Linked DNA regions of Homo sapiens: region 1 is linked to region 2. The links are chromatin loops, found by intact Hi-C in ENCODE. Cell type or tissue: PC-3. All regions are shown on one strand. Region 1 overlaps KCNQ5 (potassium voltage-gated channel subfamily Q member 5). Region 2 has its middle 69 kb from the start of KCNQ5.

What was found. A loop is a pair of places that touch in the nucleus more often than their neighbours do. Peaks named below come from ENCODE experiments on the same cell type or tissue, not always from the same donor. Only the 100,000 strongest peaks of a DNase experiment are listed, where the experiment ranks them.
Region 1: a loop joins it to region 2, with 5 times the contacts of the local background. A loop is called at or near these places in 1 of 110 quality-filtered maps.

The regions. Positions count from the first base shown.
Region 1 is chr6:73,071,911-73,075,910 of GRCh38, reverse strand. The region is part of intron 3 of KCNQ5 (potassium voltage-gated channel subfamily Q member 5); the gene reads right to left. Among named protein-coding and RNA genes, the nearest start is that of KCNQ5-AS1, 70 kb to the left of the region's middle. In PC-3, a CTCF peak has its summit at 2,460; DNase peaks (open chromatin) are centred at 1,520 and 2,490; H3K27ac peaks cover 2,924 bases.
Region 2 is chr6:72,551,356-72,555,355 of GRCh38, reverse strand. No RefSeq gene overlaps it. Among named protein-coding and RNA genes, the nearest start is that of KCNQ5, 69 kb to the left of the region's middle. In PC-3, no CTCF peak of the experiment used is centred here; DNase peaks (open chromatin) are centred at 1,055, 1,675, 2,225 and 3,695; H3K4me3 peaks cover 1,226 bases; H3K27ac peaks cover 4,000 bases.

The DNA.
Region 1 (4,000 bases), 520 kb before region 2:
AACACGCCTGGCTAATTTTTGTATTTTTTTGTAGAGATGGGGTATTGCTATGTTGCCCAGGCTGGTCTCGAACTCCTGAGCTCACATCATCTGCCAGCCTTGGCCTCCCAAAGAGTTGAGATTACAGGTGTGAGCCACCGGTGTCCGCCCTGAAGGACTTTTTCCACCAGCTCTAAATGCATGTGCTTTTGTGGGTAAGTACCCAGAGAGCCAAAGAGAGTTACCACTCTTGGCAGCTGTTGGAAACAAGAAGGAACTAAATGTGTTGACACTGACACCAAAGACATATTTTAAGTGAATAAAGGCCAGTTGCAAAACAGTATGTACAATGTGATTTTATTTTAATAGAAATATATATTAGTATATGACTAGGAAAAAAATTTGAGACTAGGCTGGGCGCAGTGGCTCACACTTGTAATCCCAGCACTTTGGGAGGCCAAGGTGGGCGGATCATGAGGTCAGGAGATCGAGACCATCCTGGCCAACATGGTGAAACCCTGTCTCTACTAAAAATACAAAAATTAGCTGGGTGTGGTGGCACGTGCCTGTAATCCCAGCTACTTGGAAGGCTGAGGCATGAGAATCCCTTGAACCCAGGAGGCGGAGGTTGCAGTGAGCCAAGATCGTGCCACTGCACTCCAGCCTAGCGACAGAGCAAGACTGCGTCTCAAAAAAAAAAAAAAAAGTGAGACTATACGCTGATTATTACTATTAATTATTTCTAAAGGGAGTGAGCTGAAGTGAATATATGCATAAAGGGGCTTTTCACTTTGTAAATTATTAATTTCTGTATGTTGGAAGTTTATAACAACGACTATGTCTTTGCAATTAAAAAAACTTTATAAAAAGAGTTATGTGCAAACACATCTCTTGGTTTTCATCATGTTGAGGGATTTACTCCTGAGACTAGTGGTTTACAAACAGACATTACTTATATGACCCTGTTGGACATACATTTTGCTTTTATTTCATTGTAATCTTGCTTTCTCCCAAGTGTAGAAAGAAAAGAAAAAGATATACTACCTCATTTACTATGCTAAAATATTGGAAATACTAGAAATAAGTACATGGCTAGTAGGGGTGCAGAAAATACTACACTTAAAACTTACTATGTGCTTGGCATTTTCTTCAGTTCTAAGGTTTTTTTTTTTTTTTAATAAACATTACCTTATTTAATCCTTACAATGACTTTATGTGTTAGGTATCCCACAGATCCCATTTTACAGATGAAAAAAGCGAGGCAGAAAAAGCATATATTGTATTCATTTTTAAAAAAACTCAGCTATCGGTTTGTTAGACTACAGCACAAAAAGTATGCTATAAAGTTAGTTCATTAGAGAAAACCTAGAAAAGTAAGAGAAAGATTGTTGATTTGAGACAATTTAAAAAATTATGCACACAGTGAATCACAATCTAAATGTTTGAAGTTCCAAAATATGCAAAGGTAACCACAGATTTGATTTAATACCCTCATTGTAATTCAGATCAGACGAGAAAGTTAGAGTTCAGTAAACTGAAATCATAGATGAGCAACCAAATGGCAAACAGTGAGTGCAGTCACAAAAATGTTTCTGGTTGGGTTACAGTCATCCACTGGAATTTTGCTGTCAGTACCACCTAGACTATTTCCTAGGCTAGTATTTTACAAGTTATGAGTAGTCTTTATTTTTACTTCTATTTATGTATTTACTATTTTTGTGATCTACTATTTCATAGAATGGTGGTTCCACAGTGTTTTATCATTGTTTTGTTCACAATTGTATCCTGAGTACCTAGAACAGTGCCTGAAATATAGTAGGCACTCAATAAATATTTAAATAAGATAAATTAGATTAAAAAACACTTAAAAGTTGGCTGAGCTTTGTTCTCTTACCACATCAATGGCTTGTTGACTGGGATATCAACCTAAAATACTCAGGTTAATCAAAGGATCACTTCAATTTCTAGCACTGAATTCTATAGCAACATAATTGTTATAGCTATCATCCATTAGAGTTTATTTTAAAATCTCCCTATTATTTAAAGTATATGCATATATATTAAATTGGGGGAGTAGCTTAAGCTGTGCAGTTAGTTAATTGTCTAAAATATTTTTTGAAACATAGGAAGCTTGTTTTTAGTGAAGATAACACATTTTGGTGTAAGGTAGAAACTATGGACAGCCCTTGAAGCTCACTGGCTTCAGGTTCATTTGTTTATCCATTTATGTATTAAGTAGTTAATTGACTGTCAAGAATTATATTAGACACTTGTATTAAAAATGAATATTCAATCATTCATCTGACCATCCATCCATCACAATTATTGATCAAGTCCCTACTATGTACCAGGCACTGTGCTAAATGTTTTATATACATCAATGATTCCGAATGGGGACAATTTTGCCTCCCTGGGACATTTAGCAATGTCTGGAGACATTTTGCATTGTCATAGCTGGGAAGGGGGTTGCTACGAGCATCTAGTGGTAGAGACTAGGGTTGCTGCTAACCATCCTACAATGCCCAGGACAGCCTCCAGAACAAAGAATGACTCAGCCCCAAATGTCAATAGTGCCAAGGCTGAGAAACCCTGATGTACATTATTTTATTTAATTCTTCAAGCCAACCTATGTAGTAGATGATATTATAACCTTCTCTTTCTTATAAATGAAGAAATTGAGGCTCATAGTGGTCAAGTCACTAACATGCATAAGTGGTTGAGCTGGCCCTTACTTGACTCCAAAGCTGTGTCCTTAAGAATTATGGTATACCACTCCATCCAGGGTGGGATAGGGATGGAGGAGGAACAGAAAGGGGGAGGCTATGAAAGCAGGTGGATAATAAATCAGGAATAAATTGTTATCGCATAAAGCATTCAGAGAAGAGAAAAGTGCAGGGAGGAGAAAGCAGAAATAAAATGATGCTGAAAAACAGATGGTACTTTTATGGCTGCTTCAAGAGAAAATGGGGCTAGAGAAAGAAATAGAACTGCTAATAAACAAGGAGGAGCTCTAAGTCACATGAATAAAAAAAAAAGCATGTAATCCAGAACTCTTAAAATCTACCTCTCTCAAAGGAAACAAATTAGAACAAGTTGGGAAGTAGTGAAGAAAGAGCTATTGATTATAAGCAGCCCAGTAGAAATGTGAAATATAGGTTTACAAGGTATTAGGAAGTAGGTTCACTAATTTACTGCATCACTTAGAATGATTTACACATGAATTCTTGAAATTTGAGGTGACTGCAAAGATTTGAACAAAATAAATACCATAATGATATTTAAGACACATAAGGACTGTGAAAGAGCTTATTTTTAGATGCCACTGGAACTTTGCTCAAGTATTATTTAGTCAGCAAAATCAATATGAATTGATCACCATGGACCCTGTCTAAAAGGTGTTAGTCACTGAAATACCAAAAAGCCTTCATTATTTACATCCAAAGCTTCCCTATTGTGAACTCAAGGATTGGGTTAGAGCAAGGCCAATTGTACATCTGAACCTGATGGACTGTGTTTTGTTGCTACAATTACACTGCATAATGCATGTATTAGAAAGTATAACATGGCTCAATGTAAAATCACAATGAAAAGAACTAAATCATCTGGATCAAACAAAGCATGGTTGAACACTTTCAAACTAGTAGTTATAAGGACAGATAAACCCTCTCGAGGTAAGTAAGCCACAAAGAGGGTATATCTTGACTTCTAGAAACTGTCTGGAGACTTCAGGCTTTTAAAATTTTTGTAAATTAAAAGTTATTCTATAGTCTCAGAAAGTTTTCCCTAATAACTAACATAAATTTACCTCTTTCCCTTTAAACTCACTTCATCTTGTTCTCTCTGAGACAATCAGAAGTACGACAAATACAATGTTCTTGATGTTTATATCCCCCTCTCCCACCACATTTTTTTGTTCCAGTTTTTTGAATTATTCTAGTGGCCTCACTATAAGCTAAGTTTTGAATAATTTTAATAAAATATACACTTTAAAGTTATAAAGTAAAATATCAAAACAATACAA
Region 2 (4,000 bases):
TGATTAATTCAATCAGGAAACTTGAATGCCTTCTATGAATATCCATGACCAAAGAATGGGCCTCTGGAGGGCTGCTTGCCGACTGAAGAGAGGGAGAAAGGACACACCTGCCTAGCCAGTAAAACAACAGAATCAACTCTAGAAATCAGTGTAGTGGTAGATGACCCACTAAAATCACCTTTCTGGCCACGAACCAGCATCATGAGTTAAGAGGTAGGCAGTGTTTATAACCCAGAACGGGAAAGTTCTCTTAAAGGACTCTTGCACGACCAAAGCCAATTAAAGAGGTCTAGGGGGGGCACTGTTGTCATGGGTAGTGAATTACCAAATATTTCAGTCCAGGCATGCAGAAAACCTTACAATGTAGAGTTGTGATCCAGACCTAGACTTTGGGGTGAGGCAGCCTGCAGTAGAATCCCTGCACTGCCAATTCTCAGCTGCGTTCCTTAGCAAGTTACTTAACCTTTCTGGGCTTCAGTTTTTTCCATATAAAAATAGAGATATTAATAATATCTTCTTCCCAGGGTTGTTGTGAAACTACTATCAAAGCACTCACCACCATGCCTGACACTTAGGAAGTGCTCAATAAAGGTTTTTATTATGCCTCCAGCAAGATAAATTTTTCCTTTGATGATATCTAGTGACTTCATCAGAATAAAGACTTTCTTATACATTTTAGTGTGACATATGCAAAAAGAATCACACAGGAGCTGGAGATATTTTTTAAAGTTATTTTGATCACAGTGTATAAATTCTCATCTTAAGAGTAGTTCAGCTACTATTTTCATGATAATAACAAAGCAGCAGCTAAAGCTAAAGCTATCTTGGGCTATTTCCTCTAAATTTGCCTTCTAACATGGGAAGAATTTTATCTCACAAATTAGCAAATTCTAGCAAAGCCAGAATGTTGGTCATTTCTGATATCATGACTCTTGTGTATCTTTTCTGGCACATCCCAAAACCATCAGATTGATTCCGAGTTCTCAAAATACATATTGTGTTTATTCATTCATTATTCATTCATTCCTTTCATTCTTTGGTGTTCACAGTCTATTCCTATTGCCATGGGGATAACTATTCAATGACAACTACCTTTTTACTTCATTTTAGTCATTTCCGTTGTGTCAGGTTTATTCTGGCTTTGATGATGAATGGAAAGGGAAAAAGAAACTTATTAAATAAAGTGACTTTTTTTTCCGCTCAATTTGCTTTTGCATCTCTTATGTGTGTCTCAAATTTAGCAAGTGAAACATTTGTCCCAATGGATTATCTGAAATGCATCGTTGGCTGTCAGACACATGATTGATTTTAAATATATGCCTGAGTTCTTTCTATTAGACTAAACCCTTAGGACAGCAAAACACTCTTGCTGTAAAAATGCTTTCCTGTCATTGTCAGGTACACCTGTCATCTTTGACTTAACCCTTGTATTGTAAACAAGAAGCTGCTGGCAAGAGATCATAAACAAAACCAATTTCTGTGTCTCTATTTTCCAGAAGTCTCTCCAGGGAAGTTATCTCTCTAAGACATCATTCCATTTCATCCTTTCTTGGTTCTTGGCTCTTTTTATTCCTCTTTCTGCATGCCATATTCACTTTTCCTGTATGCATTTTGAATCAGTCTCTGTGCCTCTCTGGTTACTGTGGCTCAGCAATGAGTCATGGAAACTACTCAAGACTTGTCTCCTTCTATTTATCCTACCAGCCGTATCCTGTTATTTGTCTGCCTTTCAGCTGCCCTTGTGTAACGAGATGCCTTTTTACTTGCCTTCTTCAGTGTTATTCATCTCGTTTAAATTTTCCATCTCTGAGTTGCCAGCCCCCAACACCATTTTAAATTTTAAATATTTTCATTAATTTTTCAAAAAAGTTATAATTTGGCTGAATAACAGTGTCTCTTTGTATTACCAACTATGAAATAGTACAATGTGCAAAATTTAATTAGTTCCAATTAATGTTTTAAACCCAAATGAGCCTATGTTCATTCTCATCTACTTACTGTGGCAGAGGGATACAGCAGAGTATTTGTGCAAAAGCTTTATTCCATTTCTCTTCATGACCTTGCTATTTTTATAATTTTGAAGAGTCCAGTTATATCCAATATGTCGGACTGATTTTCCAATAAGTTACATGTAATGACACTGGAATGTCATCTATGTGCCAGTTCAATTGTGCCACGGGTTGGAAAACTGTGTGCCAAATCCAACCTGACAGCTGTTTCTGTAAATAAGCTTTCATTGCAACATAGCCACACCCACCTATGTATACACTATCTGTGGCTGCTTTCACATGACAAAGGAAGAGTTGAATAGTTGTGACAGAGACTACACGACCTAAAACACCTAAAATATTTGCTTTCTGGCCATTTTAGAAAATGTTTTCCTAGCAGTGGACCACCCGGTAAACCAAGTCTGGTAAATTTCCATGTCAGGTCTTGAGGTAAAGTTTATAGAATGGTTACTAACTGAATATCTCTCCCCTCCAAATATATAAAAATCATCTGTTAACTCATACAAAGACCAGATTATCTTTAGAGATAGTCCAAGGTATTTGCATATAACTAGAGTTGCCAGGTAAAATACAGAGTGCCCGGCCGGGTGTGGTGGCTTACGCCTGTAATCCTAGCACACTGAGAGGCCAAGGAGGGCAGACTGCCTGAGCTCAGAAGTTCGAGACCAGCCTGGGCAACATGGTGAAAACCTGTTTCTACTAAAAATACAAAAATTTAGGTGGGCATGGTGGTGCACACCTGTAGTCCTAGCTACTAGGGAGGCTGAAGCATGAACCTGAGAGGCGGAGGCTGCAGTGAGCCGAGATCATGCCTCTTCACTCCAGTTTGGGCAACAGAGCAAGACTCTGCCTCAAAAAGGAAAAAAAAACGCCGGGCTCGGTGGCTCACACCTGTAATCCCAGCACTTTGGGAGGCCAAGGCTGGCAGATCAGATCACCTGAGGTCGGGAGTTCGAGACCAGCCTGACCAATATGGAGAAGCCCTGCCTTTACTAAAAATAATAATAATAATAATAATAATAATAATTAGCCAGGTGTGGTGGCACATGCCTATAATCCCAGCTACTCAGGAGGCTAAGGCAGGAGAATTGCATGAACCCAGGAGGCGGAGGTTGCTGTGAGCCAAGATCATGCCATTGCACTCCAGCCTAGGCAACAAGAGCAAAACTCCATCTCAGTAAAACAAAAAACAAACAAACAAACAAAAAGCACAAAACACAGAATGCCCAGTTATGACTAAAATTCAGATAAATGACAAAGAATTTTCTAGTATAACTGTGTCCCACATATTACATGGGACATACTTATACTAAAAAATTCTTTATTTATCTGAAATTCAAATGTTATGGGCATCTTGCTCTTTTATTTGCTAAATCCAGCAACTTTGCATATAAAGGAATGAAAAGAAGAAAACCTGAAGAGAAATTGAAGCAACATCTACAGGGCACTGTGTGAAGTTTTTAGTTTATTAGCACCTTTGAGAATATTATCTGATAATATTCCAGAATTCTGCCATTGATATTCATGTTTTGAATCAATAATAGGAGACTTCAGTCTTTATACCCAGGTGTTTTGTGTACACAGGTGGTCTGCTTTCCAACGTAGGAATGCATGCTATTTACTAACGGCTTGAATTTTCCAATCGTATCTCAGGTTGCAGGGGGAAGAGGACTTTTCAGTACAAGATAAAGGGGAATTACACAGTAGAATTTTATAGGTTTGAGTTAGTCACAGGATGAGGGCAAATATAGAAAGTTTACAAAAATGAGTGATGGGGGAATTGGCAAGAGTCCACTTGTTCTGATACTGCTCTATCTGTAAGGATAGAGTTAGGAATTTAATTGTAATTAGGAAGCATTGAGTGATGCCAGATATTAACTAAGAGAAAGCAAGGTTTTTTAAACCAAAAAATAAAATACAAAACAATTCTATATTAGAGGCAAATTTTTTCTTAGGGGATATTCTGAAATATTTAACAAACTGTTGTGATG